2 separate regions of the Homo sapiens genome follow, and region 1 is linked to region 2. The links are chromatin loops, found by intact Hi-C in ENCODE. Cell type or tissue: PC-3. All regions are shown on one strand. Each heading gives the region's core, and the rest is flanking DNA. Links, peaks and the distances in the headings are about the cores only.

The links. Peaks named below come from ENCODE experiments on the same cell type or tissue, not always from the same donor. Only the 100,000 strongest peaks of a DNase experiment are listed, where the experiment ranks them.
Region 1: it touches region 2 in a loop (11-fold over the local background); 2 of 110 quality-filtered maps call a loop at or near these places.

The regions. Positions count from the first base shown.
Region 1 is chr17:76,997,255-77,009,516 of GRCh38, forward strand. No RefSeq gene overlaps it. Among named protein-coding and RNA genes, the nearest start is that of SNHG20, 85 kb to the right of the region's middle. RefSeq lists enhancers at 657-1,197, 1,153-1,232, 10,070-10,249. In PC-3, for the core only: no CTCF peak of the experiment used is centred there; DNase peaks (open chromatin) are centred at 5,187 and 5,587; H3K27ac peaks cover 1,241 bases.
Region 2 is chr17:76,929,802-76,942,063 of GRCh38, forward strand. It overlaps MGAT5B (alpha-1,6-mannosylglycoprotein 6-beta-N-acetylglucosaminyltransferase B), which reads left to right. Exons shown (of 18, transcript NM_001199172.2): 11 at 2,844-2,974; 12 at 3,491-3,496; 13 at 8,187-8,342; 14 at 10,601-10,747; 15 at 10,931-11,047. Among named protein-coding and RNA genes, the nearest start is that of MGAT5B, 68 kb to the left of the region's middle. RefSeq lists enhancers at 7,881-8,423, 10,731-11,289. In PC-3, for the core only: no CTCF peak of the experiment used is centred there; a DNase peak (open chromatin) is centred at 5,720.

The DNA of each region.
Region 1 (12,262 bases), core at 1,483-9,482, 67 kb after region 2:
CCCCCAACCACAGCATGGAAATAAAGGAAAAGTCTTGAGTTCCTTCAGGAGAAATTCCAGGCACTAGCTAGCCTTGGAGAATAAATGAGCAGCCGGATAAGCAGGAAGATAGCAACAAACAAGATGAGAGCAACAGGAGCCTCCCAAGCAAGCCAGAGGAACAAGGTGTTTTGGTTCCTACAGAAACTAAAGATAACATCTTCACATATGTTCTCGAGTTGTTTTTCAGAAACCCCCACTGCCAGCCTCTATCCTATAGACCTCAGATGTGGGGAACCGAGGGCGGCACTCTGACTGCCGTTCTTTGTTCAGAATTTCATCCTGAGAGGCCTGGAGAATCATGCCCATGGCCACACTGAGGTACAGCCTCCATGTATGGGTTTACAACTTTACCTGCAATGCACCCCTCGCTTTCCTGAAATGCATCCCTGCCTTTAAAAACCCTTGCCTGTGCTCACGCCTGTAATCCTGGCACTTTGGGAGGCTAAGGTGGGCAGATCACTTGAGGTCAGGGGTTCAAGACCCACCTGGCCAACATGGTGAAACCCCGTCTCTACTAAAAAATACAAAATTAGCCAGGCGTGGTGGCAGGTGCCTGTAACCCCAGCTACTCGGGAGGCTGAGGCAGGAGAATCGCTCGAACCCAGGAGGCGGAGGTTGCAGTGAGCCGAGATCATTCCACTGCACTCCAGCCTGGGCGACAAGAGCAAAACTCGGTCTCAAAACAAACAAACAAACAAACAAAACCCCTGCTTGTGAGCCGTCGGGAGTTTGGGTCTTCAGCCTTAGCTGCCTGTTCCCCTCGCTTGGCGCCCCGCTGTAAGTGCCCTTTTTGAGACAGCTGGGGAAAGCAGAACAGGGACGGGGGAAGGGTCCCTGTTTTCCTTACACACCATGCTGACTGCAGCCATACTCAGCCATGCAGCCCTGTAACCACAAACGCTTCCTTTCACAAAAATAGGCCAAGTAAATCTAAAACACACAGAGTGCTTAAACCACAAATGTCGTGGCTGTTAACAGTAGGGACTCTCCACAATCCCCAAATGCACATCCCCAGCAAGGTCCTAGCCCGCCCTAACTGTACCTTTGCTTCATTTTAATGGTAAACATCATACCCCGGATGGAAAGTTGAGATGCTAATGAGACATGCGTCGCGTGAAGAAGCGTGACAGAGACTGTGCAGTCATGATGGACAGACCACCCTAAACATGCAATGATGTCATCTGGAGGAGGCCGGAAGGAAAATAAATCAACAGTCCGACCAGCTTTGGGGAGCCAGCTGCAGGTCTCTTCCTGTACTGTCCCCCTTGCTGCTCCAGCTGAAAGCCCTGATAAACTGCCTTGCTCAAGCCCATCTTAGACTCTCGGTCAACTTCTATTTTCTGAGGGTCCACTGGCTGGGAACGCTGTGCTCTTGGAAACTCTCCCTTCTAGGGTTCTGGGAGAGGGTGAGGGGGCTCAAGAGACCGGGGCGGTTCTCCTTCATCCTGCTGTAAATCCTGCACCTGACAGGGCAGGGTCCCTGGTATCTATAGCATCATCTCTCCAGCCAAAACTCAGCCCTGCTCTAACAGCCTGAGACAGTGCCCTTTCTAAATACAGTGCTGTGATATGATGGCAACTCACATGTATCAAGCATTCACTGCAACAAACACTTTGAGGGATTAGCTCGCAGAACCCTCACAGCCCTAGGAGCTAGACACTGCGTGCAGGAGAGGTAACTGACCCAAAGAATGCCTGGCCTCTGACCTGGTTACCGCGGAGGAGGGTGATCTCTAGGCCACACCATGTCCCTCCTGACAGGAGTGTCTTTGTTGCCCAAGGGCTTTGGCCCCTGGAGGGTCCAGCAATGCGGTTTATGATGGGGGCCTCAGGACATCCCGTATCAGTGCCGACCTCCAGAGGGACTGAAGAGGATAGGTGAGTCACATGGTTAGCGTGTGATGGAGCCCCAGGAAAAGCTCTGGACCCCAAAGCCTCAGGTGAGCTTCCCTGGCAGGAAGCACTCTTGAATGTTGTCAGGCATTAGGGCCAGGAGGTGGGAAGACCGCCCAGGGTTCCCTGGGGAGAAGATGGCCAGAGGCTCCGCGTTTAGATCCCATCAGACTTTGGCCTGTGCATCTTGTCCCATGGCTGGTCCTAATTTGTAACTTATTTATTTATTTATTTATTTATTTATATATTCTGAGACAGAGTCTTGCTCTATCACCTGGGCTGGAGTGCAGTAGTTTGATCTCGGCTCATTGCAACCTCCACCTCCTGGGTTCAAGCAATTCTCCTGCCTCAGCCTCCTCAATAGCTGGGATTATAGGCGTGCGCCACCGTGCCTGGCTAATTTTTGTATTTTTAGGAGAGGTGGGGTTTCACCATGTTGGCCAGACTGGTCTTGAACTCCTGACCTTGTGATCCGGCTGCCTCAGCCTCCCAAAGTGCTGGGATTACAGGTGTGAGCTATTGCGCCAGGCCATTAATTTGTAACCTTTTGCGGTAACTATAATTGTTAAGTATAGCACTCTCCTGAGTTCTGTAGGTCATTCTAGAAAATTATCAAATGAGACGGTGGTTGTGCGGGCCCCCAAATTCATAGCAAGCTGGTCTAAAGTGAGGGTGGTCCTGGGACCCTCATTGTTGTGGCTGGGGTCTGAAGTGGGGGCTGCCTTGTGGAACCTGTACCCTCTGACCATAGAGTTTCCAGAATTCACCACAGATGCTGTCATGATCTCTGCTTCACAGATGGGGAGGTAGATGGACACTGAGGTTTCGTGACCTGCCCAAGGCCAGGCAGTTATATAATCTGTTATATAATCTGCAAATTTAAAAATACTTAATCTAGGCCAGGTGCAGTGGCTCACACCTACAATCCTAGCACTTTGGGAGGCCGAGGTGGGAGGATCACTTGAGGTCAGGAGTTCGAAACCAGCCTGGCCAACATGGTGAAACCCCGTCTCTAGTAAAAATACAAAAAAAATTAGCTGGGTATGGTGGAGGGCACCTGTAATCCCAGCTACTTGGGAGGCTGAGGCAGGAGAATTGCTTGAACCTGGGAGGCAAAGATTGCAGTGAGCCAAGATTGGGCCACTGCACTCCCAACCTGGGTGACAGAGTGAGATCTGTCTCAAAATAATAATAATAATAAGTAAGTAAATAAATAAATAAATAAATAATAAAGTTAAAAAGCACTTAATCCAGCTGGGCGAGGTGGCTCACACCTGTAATCCCAGCACTTTGGGAAGCCGAGGTGGGCGGATCACAAGGTCAGGAGATCGAGACCATCCTGGCTAACACGGTGAAACCCCGTGTCTACTAAAAATACAAAAAGTTAGCTGGGTGCGATGGCGGGCGTTGTGGCAGGCACCTGTAGTCGCAGCTACTCGGGAGGCTGAGGCAGGAGAATGGCGTGAACCCGGGAGGCAGAGCTTGCAGTGAGCTGAGATCTCACCACTGCACTCCAGCCTGGGAGACAGAGTGAGACTCCGTCTCAAAAAAAAAAAAAAAAAAAAGCACTGAATCCTAAGTGAACGAATGCAGGAACAGAAAACCATGTTCTCACTTATAAGTGGGAGCTAAACATTGAGTACACCTGGACACAAAGAAGAGACCAACAGACACCAGGGTCTATTTGAGGGTGGCGGGTGGGAAGACGGCGAGGATTGAAAAATGACCTATCGGCTGGGCACAGTGGCTCATGCCTGTAATCCCAGCACTTGGGAGGCCGAGGCAGGTGGATCACGAGGTCAGGAGTTCGAGACCAGCCTGGCCAACATAGTGAAACCCCGTCTCTACTAAAAATACAAAAATTAGCCGGGCATGGTGGCATGCACCTGTAGTCCCAGCTACTCGGGAGGCTGAGGCAGGAGAATCACTTGAACCAGGGAGGTGGAGACTGTAGTGAGCTGAGATCGTGCCATTGCACTCCAGCTGGGGGAATAGAGTGAGATTCCATCAGAAAGAAAGAAAGAAAGAAAGAAAGAAAGAAAGAAAGAAAGAAAGAAAGAAAGAAAAGAAAGAAAAGAAAGAAAAGAAAGAAAAGAAAGAAAGAAAGACAGACAAACGACCTATCCGTACCCCAGAGACATGCAATTTACTCATGGAAGTAAACTGCACATGTACCTCCTGACCCTAAAATAAATGTTGGAAAGGAAAAAATATACCCAACAAAACAAAACAAGATAAAACAAGGGCAGGCATGGTGGCTCATGCCTGTAATCCCAGCGCTTTGGGAGGCAGAGATGGGAAGATCCCTTGAGTCCAGGAGTTTGAGACCAGCCTGGGCAACATAGCAAAACCCTGAGACCCCCATCTCTACAGAAAATATAAGATTTGGCCAGGCATGGTGGCATGCACCTGTGGTCCTGGCTACTTGGGAGGCTGAAGCGGGAGGATATTTTGAGCCTGGGAGGTAGAGGCTGCAGTGAGCCATGGTCCTGCCACTGCATTCCAGGCTGGCCAATGCAGCGAGATCCTGTCTCAAACAAAACAAAGCAAAACAAAAAAACACAAGAACCCTCCCCAACAAGAAACCTAACCCTCTATCCATGGGCCACAGCGATCCCAAGGAGCATGTCCTACAAGTGTAGACCGAACCCCGGGAGAAGGAGAGGGGAACAGGGCTCTGGACCTGCGGGGCGGGGTTTCCTCCATATTGCCTCCCTTACGATGCAGTGATGAGGATCTTTATAGGTCTTTTGGGGGTGACCGCCGTCCACACCCCACCCCCTCCAAAACCCAGTATCAGTTATCAGAGATGGGCTAGATCAGTGATGGCAGAAGGGGTGTGAAGTATTGCTCAGATGGATCCCTGCCTGACATTATTAGAAGGAGCAGTGCCCCCCACCCTCATCGGCACACTGGGTTTGGCCTCAGGCTGTTCCCTGAGGCTGGCACAGAACCCTGGGGCAGCCCTGGCCTCGGTGCTTCCTGGGGAGCAGATCCCATTACTAAGGAGACCACCCACACTGTATGTCCTTTGCTTCCAGAATTGCACCCAGGCTGACCCTCCACCCGCAGCAGCATTCTCGCCACCCCCAGGGTCCATAGTTCAGTTACACAAGGAGCTTAGGCTTTATCCTATCCCAAACTGTGCCCTGGCCTGGTTGGCTGCGGAAGAACAAAGACGGGAACGTAATGAGTCACCATGCCATCACTCTCCCGGAGACCTCCCAGGTGGGGGACGCCTGACTTGGGTTCATTCATTCATTCGGCAAATATTTATCAAATGCTTACGATGTATCTCGCCCTATTCGAGGCCCTGGAGACAGAGCAGTGACCAAAGAGATTAATAATCTCTTTTGAGAAGCCGACATCCTAGTGGGAGAAAATAGACAGTAAACCTAGTGAGTGAATCATACAATACAACGGTCCTCAGCCCTGGTGCCCAGCACCCCACTGACGGCAGGCCCTTTCCAGGCAAGCTGCCAAGTGCTGGCCCCTGTAACGTGTTCAGCTGAGGATTCATCCCAGGCCAGGAATATGGGTGCAAGAGAGTGGGGTGTAGGGTCGGGAGATGCACAGAGGAGGGGTGGCTGGTTTCCAAAAATGGCCCCAGCAATATTTCCATGTCTGCATGCTTTTCCTTCAGGAGCTGGTGTCTATTTCCCCTCCCCTTCAACCTGGTTGGGCTGGTGACTGTCTGACGAACCGAATGAGGTTGAAATGATGCTGTGTGACTTCGAGTCTACTTTATGAAAGGCCTTTCACTTGGCTGTCTCTCTCTTTGTGTGTGTGTGTGTGTGTGTGTGTGTCTAATATGTAGCCACTAGCTGCACGTGACCGCCGAGCACTTAAAATGTGGCTAGTGCAACTAAGCAACTGAATTTTTAGTTTTACTTAATTTTAACCCTCCCCTCTCTCCCCTCCCCGCTCCTCTTTCTTTCTTTTTTGAGACCGGGTCTCACTCTGACACCCAGGCCGGAGTGCAGAGGTGCAATCTCGGCTCACTGCAACCTCTGCTTCCTCGGTTCAAGCAATTCCCATGCCTCAACCTCCCAAGTAGCTGGGACTACAGGTGCGTGCCACCACGCCCAGCTAATTTTTTGTTTTTGAGATGGAGTTTTGCTCTTTGTTGCCTAGGCTGGAGTACAGTGGTACAATCTCAACTCACCGCAGCCTCTGTCTCCCAGGTTCAAGCAATTCTCCCGCCTCAGCCTCCCTAGTAGCTGGGCTTACAGGCGCCCGCCAACACGCCCAGCTGATTTTTATATTTTTAGTAGAGACAGGGTTTCGCCATGTTGGCCAAGCTGGTCTCAAACTCCTGGCCTCAAGTGATCCGCCTGCCTCAGCCTCCCGAAGTGCTGAGGTTACTGGTGTGAGCCACTGAGCCCAGCCAATAGTAATACATTTTCACTGAAATTGCAATAGCAACATATGGCACCAGCTCACTCTCTCTTGCCACCCACGTATGGAGTCAACAAGTAAGAGGTGAAACCCTGTCTCTATTAAAAATGCAAAAATTAGCTGGGTGTGGTGGCGGGCACCTGTAATCCCAGCTACTAGGGAGGCTGAGGCAGAAGAATTGCTTGAACCCAGGAGACAGAGGCTGCAGTGAGTTGAGATTGCACCACTGTACTCCAGCCTGGGTGACAGAGCGAGGAAAAAAAAAATCTAAGCTGTTGAAATTTTAAAATATTTTGAGCCCTAAGGGATTGTGATTATAGGACATGAGTCACATAAACAGGCAGCTATAACCTTTGTTTCTCTGATTATAGATGAGCATTTTTCCTCACCTACATTGTTTTGAAAATGTTGTGACTAAAGTGTGGCAGGGAAGACCCCTTCCCTCTTCACTGTTGGTCTTCATCATAGATTAACTTCCCCCTTTCCTTTCTTATGCAAAGACTTCATGACTATCACATTGTCTAAGAACATTAAATAGACTCTTAAATTGGAAAGGAAATAAAAACAAGTTGTACAGAAAATACATTGTGACTGATTAAATTGTTGTAACTAAGCCAGGTGCGGTGGCTCACACCTGTAATCCCAGCACTTTGGGAGGCCGAGGTGGGCGGATCACGAGGTCAGGAGTTCAAGACCGTCCTGGCTAACATGGTGAAACCCCGTCTCTACTAAAAATACAAAGAATTAGCCGGGTGTGGTGGTGGGCGCCTGTAGTCCCAGCTACTCAGGAGGCTGAGGCAGGAGAATTACTTGAACCCAGGAGGTGGAGGTTGCAGTGAGTTGAGATCGTACCATTGCACTCCAGCTTGGGCAACAAGAGCGAAACTCCATCTCAAAAATAAATAAATAAATAAATAAATAAATAAAATAAAAATAAATCGTAACTCATAAACTAGACTATACAAAGTGCTATATTCCTACTAAATTTCTTTGTTTTCTGACTATACAAGCAAGACTTTAACTTTTTTTTTTTTTTTTGAGACAGAGTCTTGCTCTGTTGCCCAGGCTGGAGTGCAGTGGCACAATCACAGCTCACTGCAGCCTTGACTGCCTGGCCTTAAGTGATCTCTCACCTCAGCCTCCCTACTAGCTGGGACCACAGGTGTGCACCACCACACCCGGCTAATTTTTTAACTTTTTTTTAGAGATGGGGATCCCATCATCTTGCCCAGGCTGGTCTCAAACTCCTGGGCTCAAAGGATCCATCTGCCAGGGCCTCCCAAAGTGCTGGGATTACAGTCGTGAGCCACTGTGCCCAGCTAAGACCTTAACTTTTAACTTCAGAGCACTGACCCTATTCCTGTGGAGTCTGTGTACCTGAACGGCTATTCTCAGCTTTTCGCTTAAATCAACTCTTTTAAACTGGATTTTGATCCTTTTGGTTATTTCAGTTTGACAGGCTACCTTAAAGTACCATAAGGCCAACTGTGGTGGCCCACGCCTGTAATCCCAGCACTTTGGGAGGCTGAGGCGGGCAGATCACCTGAGGTCAGGAGTTCGAGACCAGCCTGGCCAACATGGTGAAACCCCATCTCTACTAATAATACAAAAATTAGCCTGGCATGGTGGTGCATGCCTGTAATCCCAGCTACTTGGTAGGCTGAGGCAGGAGATTTGCTTGACCCGGGAGGCGGAGGTTGCAGTGAGCCATGATTGTGCCACTGCACTCCAGCCTGGGCGACAGAGCATGACGCTGTCTCAAAAAAAAAAAAAAAAAAAGGGCTGGATGCAGTGGCTCTCGCCTGTAATCCCAGCACTTTGGGAGGCCCAGGCAGGAGGATCACGAGGTCAGGAGATCGAGACCATCCTGGCTAACACGGTGAAACCCCGTCTCTACTAAAAATACAAAAAATTAGCCAGGTGTGGTGGCGGGCGCCTGTTGTTCCAGCTACTCAGGAGGCTGAGGCAGGAGAATGGCGTGAACCCAGGAGGTGGAGCTTGCAGTGAGCCGAGATCGCGCCAGTGCACTCCAGCCTGGGGGACAGGGCGAGACTCTGTCTCAAAAAAAAAAAAAAAAGGTTGCTTTGGCTGGGCGTGGTGGCTCTTGCCTGATAATCCCAGCACTTTGGGAGGCCGAGGTGGGAGGATCCCTTGAGCCCAGGAATTTGAGACCAGCCTGGGAAACATGGTGAGGCCCCATCTCTACAAAAAAGTAAAAAATATTAGCTGGGTGTGGTGGTGTGCACCTGTGGTCCCAGCTACTCGGAAGGCTGAGGTGGGAGCATCACTTGAGCCAGGGAGGTTGAGGCTGCAGTGAGCCGTGATCGCACCACTGCACTCCAGCCTGGGCGACAGAGCATGACCCTGTGTGAAATAAAAAAAGAGAAAGTTTGCTTTATAATATTTCAAAATGATCGATTTCCCCCACCAGCAGCCTCCTTTTATTTTTTTTTCAACTGCAAATTACAATTTTAAGAACTAGAATATGAGCTGTAGGTTTGGGCTCCCTAGGACAATGTAGAGACCATTTGACTTTCTATGACTTTCAGAAGCAGCCTGGACACCCCTTCCCCTCACCCGACCCCAACAGAAACCCCTCAGCTCTGAACTGCAATCTGCTGCTGGCTCTGTGTCATCTTAGCTTGGCGTCTGGCTGGAGATCAGAAACGCCACCGTGCTAGGGAAGGCTGCAAATCTGAATTTACATATAGATTTCCCAGGGCAGGTAGTTTCCTAGCTTTTCCCTGATGAAGGTGAGGTTGTTCTTGATTTTCTGATTATCCAGAGGCTGGGTTGATTGTGCAGGTTTTTGCAGAGTAGCTTTCTGGGTTCGGGGATGGTTGTAAGGCGAGAATTTAACAATGGAAGTTGCTAAATTTGTGGAGGGGTCTCAGATGCACTTACTGGAGATTCCTCTCAGAAGTCCGTGCTGCAGAGTCAAAATACTCCCTCTGAGGAGCAGGGAAGAAAGCAAACTTGCAATTCCTTCCCTTCAGTGTTTTGGAACCACACCAATTTGTACGATCAGCATTCTCTGCCCCTTCCCCTTTATTTATTTATTTGTTTGCTTATTTATATATTTTTTTATTTTTATTTTTTTTGAGATGGAGTCTTGCTCTGTTGTCCAAGCTGGAGTACATTGGTGCGTATGAGCTCACTGCAACCAGCGATCTGCAATCGCTTCCCAGATTCAAGCAATTCTCCTGCCTCAGCCTCCCCAGTAGCTGGGATTACAGGCACACGCTCCCACTCCAGGCTAATTTTTGTACCTTTAGTAGAGACAGAGTTTCACCATGTTGGCCAGGCTGGTCTCGAATTCCTGACCTCAAGTGATCCGCCCGCCTCAGCCTCCCAAAGTGCTGGGATTACAGGCGTGAGCCACTGCGCCTGGCCCTTCCCCTTTGATTTCCTAACTTATTCCCTCCTCTGGCTAATTTTGCATTCCCCTTCAGAGGCTGAGCTGGCCAGCTTAATGAGCCTCCCCGACTTGCCATCAGATAGATGGTGCACCATTAGCTGCCTGTTTAACAACCATATTTCTTCTTCTCGATGAGGGCTCAATATCTCACACATGAAATATTGCTTGGAGAGCCCCCAGTCCAGGACTTGAAGCACCGAGCAATTACTCAGCCGTGATTCCGGAGCGGTGGCAGCTTGGTGACAGCCGCCTCTTCTGTCTCCTCTGGTTGATTGGCGACCGGAAGCAGGCAGGCTTCCATTTTACCAGAGATTGATGGCTTCTCCCAACTGCCAGTGGCTCTCTGCGAAGCTCCCCCTCCAGCGTCCTCTTTCTGTCCTGACATCTAGAGCTGTGGGGCTCAGTGCACTGCCCGTGGGGGCCCACATGGCCTGCAGGCCGGACCCCTGCCGGGGGCAGGTGACTCCCAGGTGCTGACCTATGGCAACCACAGTTGTGATTCCCATGAGGTCATGTGACAGCTGAAAAGAGATAGCCGTGCGTGGTGGCTCATGCCCGTAATCCCAACACTTTGGGAGGCCAAGGCAGGCAGATCACTTGAGGTCAGGAGTTCGAGACCAGCCTGGCCAACACGGTGAAACCCCGTCTGTACTAAAAATACAAAAATCAGTGGGGCATGGTGGCGTGCACCTGTAATCCCAGCTGCCTAGGAGACTGAGGCAGGAGAATCCCTTGAACCCAGGAGGTGGAGGTTGCAGTAAGCTGAGATTGTGCCACTGCACTCCAGCCTGGGTGACAGAGCGAGACTCCATCTCAAAAAAAAAAAAAAAAAAAAAGAGAGAGAGAGGTAACTAGAGATAGGCACACAGCGTCTACTCTTCAAAGCTGCCTCTCAGATCACACACTCTCCCATCCCCTGGGCTGTTAATGTAAGTAAGCCCTTCTCTGATCCCAAAGCTGGTCTCTCCAAATTCATCCCTGTAGAAACTGCCCCTGAGGCCCCGCAGCCCCATTCTTTCATCATTGTTCAGTCTCCCTCTCTCTTTCTGGCCTTGCCCTTCCCTCTGGTCTCCTCTCTATAAGGGCTCTTCGAATGATGTTTGTGTTTTTGTTCCACCAAGTAAGACCAGGCACAGTGGCTCACGCTGTAATCCCAGCACTTATGTGAGGCCCAGGTGGGAAGATAGCTTGAGGCCAGGAGTTCAAGACCAGGCTGGGCAACATAGTAAGACTTTTGTCTCTACAACAAATAAAATGAAATTAAGCCGGGTGTGGTGGCACATGCCTGTGGTCCCAGCTACTCAGGGGGCTGAGGCAAGAGGATCGCTTGAGCCTGGGAGATTAAAGCTGCAGTGAGCTGAGATGGCGCCACTGCACTCTAGCCTGGGCAACAGAGATAGATCCTGTCTCAAAAAACACAAACAAACAGGCCAGGCACGGTGGCTCACACCTGTAATCCCAGCACTTTGGGAGGCTGAGGTGGGTGGATCACTTGAGGTCAGGAGTTTGAGACCAGCCTGGCCAACATGGTGAAACCCCGTCTTTACTAAAAATACAAAAAATAGCTGGGCGTGGTGGCGCGTGCCTGTAATCCCAGATACTCAGAAGGCTGAGACAGGAGAATTGCTTGAACCTGGGAGGCAGAAGTTGCAGTGAGCTGAGATTGTGCCACTGCATTCCAGCCTGAGAGTGAGTCTCCATCTCAAAACAAAAACAAAACAAAACAAAAAAACCACACAGACAAACAGAACCAGGTGAACCCAGGTGACTGGAGGGGAAGAAGAGCTTCCAATCACCACGCAGACCAAGTGGACCTGGGCTTTTCTCCTTCTTCAAACACAAAGAGGAAAGAACAACAACAAAAAAACAACTACTCAAAACAAATACTCAAAAGAAGGAAAGATAAATCCTCAGGATGGGAAGTAGAGTTCCAGGTCACAGCAGGACAGCAGAGACTGGCAATCCTCAAGGTTTCGGGTGGGACTGAGGTTCCACGGTGGGAACAGGAGGTAACATTTGGAGCTTACTTGAGGTAATGTGGTGGGAATGGAGCCCCAGTTCAAAGCCTGGAGCTGTAGATTGCTGCCCTTAAGATGGTGAAAAGGGGAGTAGAAAAACTTCGCCTTTTGGACCGGGGACTTGGGGCTTTGGATAGCAAAAAAGAAGCCAGTTGTCAGATATCAAAACCCAAATCCTGTGCCAAAAATTGGGGCAGAGTGTGATTTTATACTATGTGAGAGCTCAGGAGGTCTGAGTCAAGAAAATAATATCAAAACTGGTCCAGAACCGTTGACATACGTGAGCCTTGGCAGAAGCAAAGATGAAAGTGCCCTTCAGGGACAGTTACACAAACTAGAGAACACTGAACTTCCACAGGAGTGGGGGCAAATGCTTTCAATATAAGCCCCCTCCAAAAATAGACAAAGCATATAATAAACAAACCACCTTGAAAGAGAGACATTAGAACTAACAAAAGGAGGCTGAGCCTGATGGCTCACACCTGTAATCCCT
Region 2 (12,262 bases), core at 1,719-9,718:
CCAGGAGCTCTTGGCTTAATGGTCCCTGTTATTTTAATTGGTTGCAATACTTCCCTGTCCCTCTCTGACTGGCTTAGCTAATTGTGTTCTAAATCTGCCTCTTCTGGTGGAGTTGGTGGAATGAAGGCAGTTTAGTGAAAGATTCTTCAGCTTCAGAGAGTGGTGGGAACAGGGGAGAGGGCTGGGTGGCAGTCTTGGAGAAGCCAGAGGGGAGGGGAAGATGGTGCCGGACAGGTAAACAGGGTCGGGCAGGGGCTGCTTTGCCTGGCATGGACAGAGCCTCCTGAGATGGGAGAGCTGTCCTGACCCTGACCACCCACAGAAAGAACTCCAGGCTTCCAGGGCTCCTCCTGACCCTCCCAAAGCTCTAGAGGAGAGATCGTTTGGTTCTGTAGTTGAATTTTCAGGCCCAAGAATCTGTGAGCTTTGGGGGCACTTACACAGGAAAGCATCATCTCTTCTAAGCTGTACCAGATGTTGATTATTACGTCTTGTGGGCCTTGAGGGGTGGGTGGGAATACTACAGTAGATTTACACATTTGATGAAAGCATGCATCCCAATTGGAGAAACGTTAAAATGTGGGGGATGTGCATTCGAAATGAAGAAATAGGGTATTTAGAATCAAGGCTGTTGTGGGAAATCAAGGCTGGGCAGCTGCTCCCAGCCTCCTCACTCACCATAGCCCCTTCCGTGCGGGAAGGTAGATTAAATATCCTTGGACTCAATAAACGGTTTATTCGGGATCCCAGTGCGCAGAAGGCAGGGCTCGTGTGCCTGCAGATTCGTAGGTCTCATGTTCCTCTTAACCCCTCCGTGGCGGACAGAGCTTTAGCAGTCACTGCACTCCACACACGGCCATGGAATTGGAGCGTGAGATCAAACATGTTCCCTGGCCTTGGTGTGTAGGAGGGTGTGTGTCCTTATGGACAAATAAGTCAAATGGCGAGGAAATCCCGGGGCAATCCCTGCTGTAACAGAGACCTAACTGCCGCAGATGGGGCCACAAAGGGAGGCACAGTCCACCCAAGAGAAGGCTTCCAGGAGGAGGTGTCGTGTGAGAGGGGCCCCGAAGGCTGAGTAGAATTTCCTCATCCGAGACAAGGGAGGAGGGCAGTGCAGGCCGAGGGGACAGCAGCAGGGGCAACGCTTGGAGGTGGGAATGGGAGGCTTTTCCCCTGTCTCATCCATCTTTGTCCAGCATTCATAAAGCCAGCCCAGGCTCTGTTTCAGGTGCTGGTGGCACAGAAGTGAACAAAACAGAACCATTGTCCACAAGGTGCTTTTATTTTAACAATTATTATTATTGTTTTTGGAGATGGAGTCTTGCTCTGTTGCCCAGGCTGGAGTGTAGTGGCGTGATCTCAGCTCACTGAAACCTCCGCCTCCCAAGTTCAAGTGATTCTCATGCCTCAGTCTCCTGAGTAGCTGGGATAACAGGTGTGCGCCACCACACCCGGTTAATGTTTGTATTTTTAGTAGAGATGGGGTTTTGCCACGTTGGCCAGGCTGGTCTTGAACTCCTGACTTCAGGTGATCCACCTGCCTTGGCCTACCAAAGTGCTGGGATGACAGGCATGAGCCACCACACCTGGCCTATCCTGACAATGATACATGAACAAATAAATGTATAGTCTAATGTCTGGTCGGTAAGTGCTGTGATGAAAAATAAAGCTGTTAGGGGACAATGAGTGACTGGGGTCAGGAGAGACCTCTCACAGGCCCATGAGCACAGTTCTGTATGGAGAGGGGTTGTGTCCAGCAGGGCTCTGGGTGGGCTGGATGGTCAAAGGTGCGGTGGGAGAGAAATGGAGGCAGAGCCTGGTGATTGTCGGGCGGACTTTGGCATATGGGGTTTTGTGCGGAGGAGGAACCTGATATGGCCTAGATTCAAAACTGTCATTTCAGAGAAAAGACTCTACCAAGAGAGCCACAGGAATGAGGAGGCGGCTGTCAGGGTGGTCCCATTGAGAGCTGATATGGCCTAGGCCGGGGTGCAGTCACGGAGAAGGTGGAGAAAGTTCTACCTGGGATGACAGATGCTGCCTATGGGCGCAGGTGGAGGGCGAAAAGATGGGTCAGAAGCTTGGGGCTCCAGGGACTGTGAGGAGGGCAGAGTCCCTACTGGTCACCCGGGGGCCTCAGCCTCAAACAGGGGGACTTGATGACCTCTTAGGCTGCTGCTGCTACTGCTGGTGGTGCTTCTTCCTTCTTTCTTCTTCCTCCTCCTCCTGTTCCTCCTCCTCCTCTTTCTCCTCCTCCTTTTTTCCTCCTCCTCCTCCTCCTCCCCCCCCCCTTCTTCGTCTTTGTCTTCGTCTTCTTTGTCTTCTCCTTCTTTCTTCTTCTTACACAGGGTCTTGCTCTGTTGCCTGGGCTGGAGTGCAGCAGTGCGATCATAGCTCAGCTCACTGCAGCCTTGAACTAGTGGGCTCAAGCGATTCTCCCACCTCAGCCTCTCGAGTGTCTGGGACTATAGGCGCGTGCCACCATGCCTGGCTGATTTTTAAATTTTTAAATAGAGACAGGGTCTCACTATGTTGCCCAGGGTGGTCTCAAACTCCTGGGCTCAAGGGATCCTCCTGCCTCTGCCTCCCAGAGTGTTGGGATTATAGGCGTGAGTCACCATGCCAGGCCTAGGTTTCCTTCAGCTCTGATCTTTGTAGCAGTCTCCGGGAAGGGGGTCACAGGCCGGGGCACTGATTACACCCTCCCCACCGCACCCTGTGCCCCGCCCCCTTTCCCACCCCTGCCAAAAGAGGACCTCTTGGGCGGGGCAGTCCAGGGAGGCCTGGGGCTGCCCTTGGTTGTTTGGTGACCCCATTCCTTCTGCGTGCTCGGGCTGCAGCTCATACCCCCGACAACTCCTTCATGGGCTTCGTGTCCGAGGAGCTCAACGAGACGGAGAAGCGGCTCATCAAAGGCGGCAAGGCCAGCAACATGGCCGTGGTGTACGGCAAGGAGGCGAGCATCTGGAAGGTGAGCGCGGCCCCTGCGCGCGGGAAGCACCAGCCTGCTCGGCACAGGCCCCCGCCTGGGTCCCGCATCTCCTCCTTCCAGGATGCGGTGCCCTCCTCCCGCCCCAGCCCTGCATGCTGGAAATGTCTCCCATGAACCAGTTCAGGACAAAAAGTTCCTAACTGCTATTTAAAGACACCCAGCCTAGGAGCTGACAGCTTGTCTCCCGGACTCTCGTAATAAATGATTCCTTAATTGAGGACTGTGACTAAATCTTCCACCCTTCCAAGAAACAGATCAATAGACAATGTAAGCCCAGCAAGGGCGTCTTCGGTGGATGGGGGGGTGGTCAGGCTAGACTTGGGAGTTCTGTGAGATTAGAGGCAGAGAGAAGCAGGAGAGGCTTAGAGATTAGAACCCCATCTTCAGGGTTGGGGGCCCCAGAGAGGAGCTGCCTGCATGGGGTGTTGTCTGCGAATCATCACTAACCTGCTGTCTCTCTCTCTGTTCCTTGTGCTCCCCCTGGCCACGAGGCAGCTCCAGGTATGGAAACCGCTTGCCGCCTGCCCCCTCTACCCTCTGCTCCCTTCCCCTCTCCAGCAGCCACTCCAGGGGTCTCTCCTTGTGATGTTCTCCTGACTCAGGCTCTCTGGGGCTTGTGGCTCCTGTGGATGGACCAAGGTGGGGAAGAGGGTGATGGGGACAGCAGGGTCCTAGGAGCCGTCTTTCCTGGTTCCTCTGTCACAGGGAGGCAAGTCCTGGGAGGTCAAGGTCCTGCTTGGCATGGCCACAGGGCAGCCCTTGGGCATGAGAGGGACCAGCGTTGGATGGGTTATTACATCAAGCAGGTGGCATGAGGTCAAGGTTAATAACGAAGCTACTGATCAGGGGAAGCCCCTGTATCCTACATCAGGCCTGTTACATGATTATTGGATTTAATCACTCTCCCAGCTGTACTGGTTAGGATTAGATCTGGCTGTCGCAGGGAAACCCCAAAATAATCGTGATTTAAACAAGATGGAAGTATATTTTCTTTCCTGCTTGCAAATTTCAGAGGTCGGGAGGGCTGGTGTGGCGTTCCCCGGGGTCTTCTTACCTTGACCCATCGTGTTTAGTTTCCACCTTGGCCTTGCCTCATGGTTCAAGATGGCTACAGGTATTAGAGTCATTATATCTGCATCCCAGCCAACAAGGAGAAGGAAGGAGCAGAGCGGGACACCACGTTTCCCACACTGCTCATCAGCTCCATCTTGGCCACAGGGCCATGCCCACTTCCAGGGGATGCTGGGTGGCATTATTTCCAGGCAGCTCAGCTCAATGTGCCCAGCCCTGTTCTGGGTTCTATGACTGAGGAAGGAGGAGAGAAGGAGGACTCAGGGGGATCTCACCATCTGGGTTGTGTCCACCCAAGACGCTACTGTTCACTGAGAGCTTGCTATGTGCCAGGCATTGTGCTAAGGGCTCACGTGCATCTCTTATTTAACCTTCACACAATGAGGTAGGTGCTGCATGTGATCCTGCCCACTCTATAAATGAGGACACCAGGGCACAGTGGGTTAGAAGGTGACCCATAGCTAGTAAGCGCCGAGCTGATGTTCCAGCCTACATCAATCTAAGTCCAGAGCCAGGGGTGCTTGGCCCTGACCCCACAGCCTGTTCAGCATTATGAAGCCTTGGAGAATGGCAGAGAGAAGGCTTGAAAGCAGGAATCAAGGTCCAAGACCTCTGCTGAGATGTCAGAGGTCACTGTGGGGTGTGGAGCGGGGAGCTGGGAGATGAGGCTCCCCATGCCGATTGCCACAGCTGCAGGGAAGCCCGGGAAGCTGTGGGCACTGGGTGCTGGAGAAGAGGGCAGAGTCGGAGGGTCGTGGAACACACAGGGTCTACTTTTATCAGAAAATGCTGTTAAGAAACTGGCCCAAGAGAATGAGAGGTTATGAAGTCTGGAAAGAGAAACGTTTTATCTCTAGCGCTGGAACTTCTGTGATAGCCCGAGGCAATCCTGTTCAGCTAGAGACCTCAAAGAAACTGCTTCCAAAAAAAGACATCTTTGCCCTGGTGTTTGTAACCAAAGGAAGTCAGAGGTGGCTGGATGGAGAGAAAAATGAAAGCAGCATCTTGGGAGAGATGCCTTCCAGAGTACAGGGGATCAGGTGGCCGAGAAGCAGAGGAGGAAGGAGGGGAGATGGAAGGTCAGGTCATTTATCATCCTTCCAGGGAGCAGGAGCTGGGGACCCAGGGCAAGGCGTTGGGTGAACTTTGTGCTAAGCGGGTCTGTCTTATTCTGCATTCCCCAGAAAGTGGAGCCTGAGGCTAAGGCTTAGGTGCTATTTTAGTAGAGTGTAGTCCCAGGAAGCGAGGGGTGAAGGATCAAGGGAATGAAGCAGGAAGGAGGCAAAGGCAGCTGGTTCAGGCCCGGGGCAAACCCACCCTCATCCCTGGAGGAAACATTCCAGGCCCTCAGACAGTCATCTGGGTGAGCTTGGGTGGAACTTTTCAATCCGTAGGTGGCAACCCATGGATAAATTGTGAAGCCAACTCAGGGAGTCTTGACTAGCCTTTTTGGTTCGTGTACAATTTTTTGTAGAAACATATGCTTTCATTTCTCCTGGGTAAATGCCCAAGAATATAATGGCTGGTTAATACTGTAGAAGTGTGTTTAACTTTTTTTAAAAGTTATTACGAGGCTTTCAATTCTTGAACAAATTCATCAATGCTTGGGATGGTCAGTCTTGTAAATTTCAGCCGTTCTAACAGGCATGGAATGGTGTCTTCTTGTGGTTTAAACTAGCATTTTCCTAATGACTAATGATGAAGATATTTTTGTGTGTTTATTTGTCTTCCATATATCTTTTTTTTTTTTTTTTTGGTGATGTGTCTTTTTAAAAACTTTTGCCCATTGAAAATATTAGGTTGTTTATTTTCTTACTATGGAGTTGTTAGAGTTCTTTATATATCCTGGATCCAAGTCTCGTATCAAATATATGCTTTATAAATATTTTCTTCTAGTCTGTGGCTTGTCTCTCTCTTTTTAAACATATATATATTATATATATTATATAATTATATATACTATATATTATATACATTATATATACTATATATATTATATACATTATATATATTATATATTATATAATTATATATACATTATATATATTATATATTATATAATTATATATACTATATATTATATACATTATATATATATATATGTAGATAGAGACAGAGAGACGGGGTCTCATTATGTTGCCCATTCGGGTCGCAAACTCCTGGGCTCAAGCGATCCTCCCGCCTCAGCCTCTCAAAGTGCTGGGTTACAGGCATGAGCCACTGCGCCTGGCCTTGTCTTTCTCTTAACAGTGTCTTTCAGCCGGGAACGGTGGCTCACGCCTGTAATCTCAGAACTTTGGGAGGCCATGGCGGGGTGGATCCCGAGGTCAGGAGATTGAGATCAGCTTGACTAACAAGGTGAAATCCCATCTCTACTAAAAATACAAAAGATTAGCCACGTGTGGTGGCGTGCGCCCGTAGTCCCAGCTACTCAGGAGGCTGAGGCAGGAGAATTGTTTGAACCTGGGAGGCGGAGGTTGCAGTGAGTCGAGATCGCACCACTGCACTCCAGCCTGGGCGACAGAGGGAGACTCTGTCCCAAAAACAAACAAACAAAACAATGTCTTTCAAAGAGAAAAGTTCTTAATTTTAATGAAGTCCAGTGTTTTCTTTTAGGGATTGTGCTTTTGGTGTTGTATTTAAGAAATCTTTGTCTAACCCAAGGTTACAAAGATTTCTTTCCTGTTTTTTTGTATAAGTTTTATAGTTTTAGGTTTTGCATTTAAGTCTGTGATCCATTTTGCATGAACTTTTACATATAATAAGTAAAAAGTTCTTTTACGTTTTTGCGTGTAGATATCATGTTTCATGACCATTTACTGATGAAACCATCCTTCCTCCACTGAAATGTTTTGCACCTTTGTCGAAAATCAGTTGACCACACTGTGTGTGGGTCTATTTCTGGAGTCTGTATTCTGTTCCATTGATCTGTTTGTCTATCTTGATGCCAATACCACACTATCTGGATTACTGTAGCTTTATAAGAAGTCTTGACATCGGTAATATAAGCCTGCTAACTGTGTTCTTTTTCAAAGTTGTTTTGTCTATTCTAGGTTCTTTGCATTTCCAAATGAGTTTTAGAATCAGCTTATCAATTTCTACAAAAAAGTACTGGGAGTTTGATTGGGATTTCAATGTTTTTTTTTTTTTTTGAGTTCTGGAAAATGAATATGAAAAATTGTAGAGATAATTTAAGATCAAGGATGACTCTATTTTACTCCAGAGAGAATTTACTTTTACTCTTGGCTTATAGCTGGGGGCCCTAGCAATCTCGGATCACCTTGATCAATATGGTGATTAAGACAAAATGGATTCAGCCCCTGCAAGGACTGGTCTAGCTCTGTTTCATCCTTTTCTCTAGGGTGGAATTCCTCTGAGTTCTAATTCCAAATATGGAGCTTCCATCAGAGGTCCCCCTCCTTCAGTGAAAGAAGGGATGGGCAGATAAGATGGATGAATGAGAGGATGGATGGATAGATGGATGAGTCGATGGGTGGATGGGTGAGTGGAGGGATGTGTGAGAGGGATGGATGGATGAATGGGTGGGTGGATGAGTGGATGGGTGGATGTTTGAGAGGGATGGATGGGTGAATGGATGGATGGGTGGGTGGACGCATAGAGTTATGGGCAGGTGGACAAATGGATGGATGGATGGATGCATGGATGGTGGGTGCATGGATGGATGGTGGGTGCATGGATGGATGGTGGGTAGATGGATGGATAGGATGGATGGGATGGGTGAGAGAGAGAGATGGATGAATGGACTACAGAGAGCTCCACAGCTCCTCAGAGGAGCTTAGAGGTCATTAGGGGTTCAGCAGATGCCAAGTGGCACCACGTGAATCCATTTAAATGTTGGTCCCCATAGGGTTCCTTTGGAAAGAAAACAGTTTCATGGCTAAAAGTAATCCTGAAGCCTCTGCTCTAGTCCAATCTCTGCCATTCATAGGTTTTCAGGGCCAGAGAGGGGCGGGGCCTTTCCCAGTGTCCCACAGCCAGTTAATGGCCAACCTGAGACTGGGTCCACATCTTCTGACTTCCAGACCAAAGGGATCTCCTCCATGGACTTTGCCTTCTGTGGTTTGCATGTGGTTCCCATCTCCTCCTCTTCTTTTTCCAGGGGAAGGAGAAGTTCCTGGGCATCCTGAACAAATACATGGAGATCCATGGCACCGTGTACTACGAGAGCCAGCGGCCCCCCGAGGTGCCAGCCTTTGTGAAGAACCACGGCCTCTTACCGCAGCCTGAGTTTCAGCAGCTGCTGCGCAAGGCCAAAGTGAGCTCCCATCCCCCGCACCATTCTCACACTTGCCGGCTGCAGACACTGAGGTCACCACCCATGCCTGCCACCACCACTCAGGCCCCTTCCACATATGGACATACCCCAGCATGCTCTGCTGCCCTGAGCCCCACATCTGGCCAGAGCCCAGGGGCAGAGATGTGGGTGCCCACCAGGCAGGAGAGGTCCTATAGAGAAAGGGACCTGGGCAGGGCCAGCAGAGCAGCAGAGCCGTGGCTCAGTGATGGGGAAGTAGAGTTGGACTGCCCATCCTCCCCCTTGCAGTACCAGTCCAGCCAAATGGACTCCTGGGTCAGGCCTAGCTTTTGGAGACACTGAGCTGGGGGGTGGTTGGGTGGGTGGAGAGAAGGGTCCTGGCTAGAGTGCCATTGAGCCACTAGTCCTGAGTGACTGCTTCAGGGGTCCCTGAGCTGTACTGCTGGAGCAGCAGTTGACACAGTGGGCAAAACCCTGACTGGACCCTGGAGTATCAGCTGAGGCTGGAGAGTCTCCAGCCAGCTTCTAGGCACCCCCTCACCCTCTTTTTTATGAGACAGGGTCTTGCTCTGTCACCCACGCTGGAGTGCAGTGGTGCAATCAGGGCCCACTGCAACCTTATATTCCTAGGCTCACACAGTCCCCTCACCTCCACCTCCCGAGTAGCTGGGACTATTGGCATACACCACCACACCTGGCTAATTTTTAAATTTTTTGTAGAGATGGTGTCTTCCTACATTGCCCAGGCTGGTGTCAATCTCCTGGGCTTAAGCGATCCTACCACCTCGGCCTCTCAAAGTGCTGGGATTACAGATGTGAGCCACTGCACCTGGCCCCAGGCCCTCTCTTGATCTCACCATAGCTTGTTTCCCAAGGCATCTTGGGGGTGTGTGTGTGTGTGTGTGTGTGTGTGTGTGTGTGTGTGTGTGTGTTGGGGGCAGTGGAGATGCTTGCATGCAGTGAATAACCTGAACAACCTCACAGAACAGCCCTGGATTCAGAATCATTTATTAAGTGCCTTTGAGGCCAGCCCTGTGCACTCCTAGCACAAGTTACTTAAAAAATAATAATTTTGGCCAGGTGCGGTGGCTCACACCTGTAATCCCAACACTTTGGGAGGCCGAGGTGGGCGGATCACGAGGTTAGGATATCGAGACCATCCTGGCCAACATGGTGAAACCCTGTCTCTACTAAAATACAAACAAACAAACAAACAAAAAATCAGCTGGGTGTGGTGGCGGGCGCCTGTAGTCCTGGCTACTCAGGAGGGTGAGACAGGGGAATTGCTTGAACCCGGGAGGCAGAGGTTGCAGTGAGATGAGATGGTGCCACCGCACTCCAGCCTGGTGACAGAGCAAGACTCCGTCTCAAAATTTTTTTTCAACTTTTATTTTAGGTTTAAGGGGTACATATGCAGGCTTGGTACCTGGGTATATTGCATAATGCTGAGGTTTGTGATATGAAGGATCTTGTCACCCAGGTAGTGAGGATAGTACCCAGTAGTTAATTCTTCCGTCTTTACCCCCTTCCTCCTCCCCACTCTGGGAGTCCCCAGGTGTCTGTTGTTGCCATCTTTATGCCCATAAGTACCCAATGTTCAGCTCCCACTTATAAGTGAGAATATGCGGTATTTGGTTTCTGTTCCAGCTTTAATTCACTTAGGATATTGGCCTCCTGCTGTATCCATATTGCTGAAAAGGACATGATTTTGTTTTTTTTTATGTCTGCGTAGTATCTTATGGTGTCTATGTACCATACTTTCTTTATCCAAGCCACCGTTAATGGGCACCTCCGTTGGTTCCATGTCTTTGCTGTTGTAAATAGCCTCACACAAGTTAGATGCTGAATAAATGTTTTTGGGATGAGTGAGTGAGGTTCCTGGAGGTCTCTTGCAGGTGCGGGCCTGCAGCTTTCTTGGCCTGAAACCCTTGTTCTTTTCTTCCTCCCTCCACAATCATAAATCATAGCCTGATAGAGCAAGAAGAGACCATTGATAATACCTAATTAGACCCCCTTATTTCACAAATGGGGAAACTGAGGCCCAGAGAGGGGAAGTGCTTGCCCGTGGCACAAGATGTTCTGGGCTGGCTTTTCCAGCCCTGTTATAGCTCACATAACAGGCTGAGCAAAAATAATCGCTCCAGGCCCAGCTGCCTCCTGTGAATATCCCGAAGCCTCACCTTGTCCCCGGCATCCTGGTGCTTACTGGGCTGTGGCGGCCCAGCCCTCCCTGATCACTGCGCCCCTTGACTCTGCAGCTCTTCATCGGGTTTGGCTTCCCCTACGAGGGCCCCGCCCCCCTGGAGGCCATCGCCAATGGTTGCATCTTCCTGCAGTCCCGCTTCAGCCCGCCCCACAGCTCCCTCAACCACGAGTTCTTCCGAGGCAAGCCCACCTCCAGAGAGGTGAGTGGAAAGCATCCTGGTCCCCGATCAGGAGGGGCCGGGACAGAGACCCCTGCAGGTCCTGGAAGAGGCAGACTGAGATGTGGGGCAAAAGGAGATAGGACAAGTGTATGGGGTACCTTTCTTTGTCCCTGTCCCACTGGCAGGCACGGGGGGCATCTGCAATCTCTGTACCCTTGCCAGGTGTTCTCCCAGCATCCCTACGCGGAGAACTTCATCGGCAAGCCCCACGTGTGGACAGTCGACTACAACAACTCAGAGGAGTTTGAAGCAGCCATCAAGGCCATTATGAGAACTCAGGTGAGAGCAGCCACATACAGTTGAGACCCCCCACTAGTCCACACTGCTGGTCTTCACTCTGATTAGAAAACGGTGCCCCCCTCTGGGTGAGTTCAGACTTGCAGGCCTGGGTTGGCAAAGGTGTCCATCCCTCCCCTGGTCAGACACAGCCCTGAGCCAGGGCATGTGGATTGGAGAATGGAATGGGGGATCCCATTCATCTACTCAGGTGTGATGTGTGGGGAATGCCTTTGTGCAGTGAGCAACCTGCACAACCTTACATGGCAGCCCTGGATCTCAAATTGTTTATGGAGCACTTTTGAGGGCCAGGTGCTAACTGAATGTTTTCACGATGGATGTGTGGAGGTTCTTGAAACTGCTGCAGGTGTGGCTTTGCAGCCTTTACACAGCACATTTCAAAATATAATGTGCATACAGAGCGTCTGTTAATGCGGGGCAACGCTTCGAGTAGCAAGGGGGCAGAACACCCTGGGTCTCCAGCGAACGTGGGTGCTGGTGTGTGTAGGTGCACATGTGTGGGCTGGGTGAGAGTGAGGAGGGGCTTGTGCCTGATGCTCATCTCCGCAGTGGACATGTTTGTGGCTTTTGATCGTGCCTTGTGCTTGGCTGGTTCCTTCATTCTGGGGAGGCTCAGACCTGGTGAACGAGAGAGCCTCCTCTCACTATGGTTCTCCTGGATCCCCTTCTTGCTATAGCTCAGATGATAGGCTGAGCAAAAATAATTGCTCCAGGCCGGGAATGGTGGCTCCCGCCTGTAATCCAGCACTTTGGGAGGCCGAGGCGGGCAGCTCACTTGAGGCCAGGAGTTTGAGAGCAGCCTGGCCAACATGGCAGGTTTCTCAAAGTTAGGGACTGTCTGAGATTGGATTCCTCCAGGAAGTAACATGAAAACAGGGATTTTAGCAGTAGCTTATTTGGGAGGCAACCCCAGGAAGCAGGCACGGAGGTGCCAGGTGAGGCAGGGTGTGTATCAGCAGGTGGCACCTGGAGCTCATCACCACGGGGGCCTCTGCAAGATGGGGTAGGTCACATCCCAGAGCTGTCCTGCCCGAGGAGAAAGAGGCTAGGGTAGGTATCCTCCTCTTCCCATCCATCTGTGGCTGAGGGTGGTGCCTGGGATGCCAGTTCCTGACACTTTTGGCCTGCACACAGATGGGCTCGGCAGGCCAGAGACAGCCTTGAGGTGGAGTCACCGGTGACGGAGGGTGGGGCGCT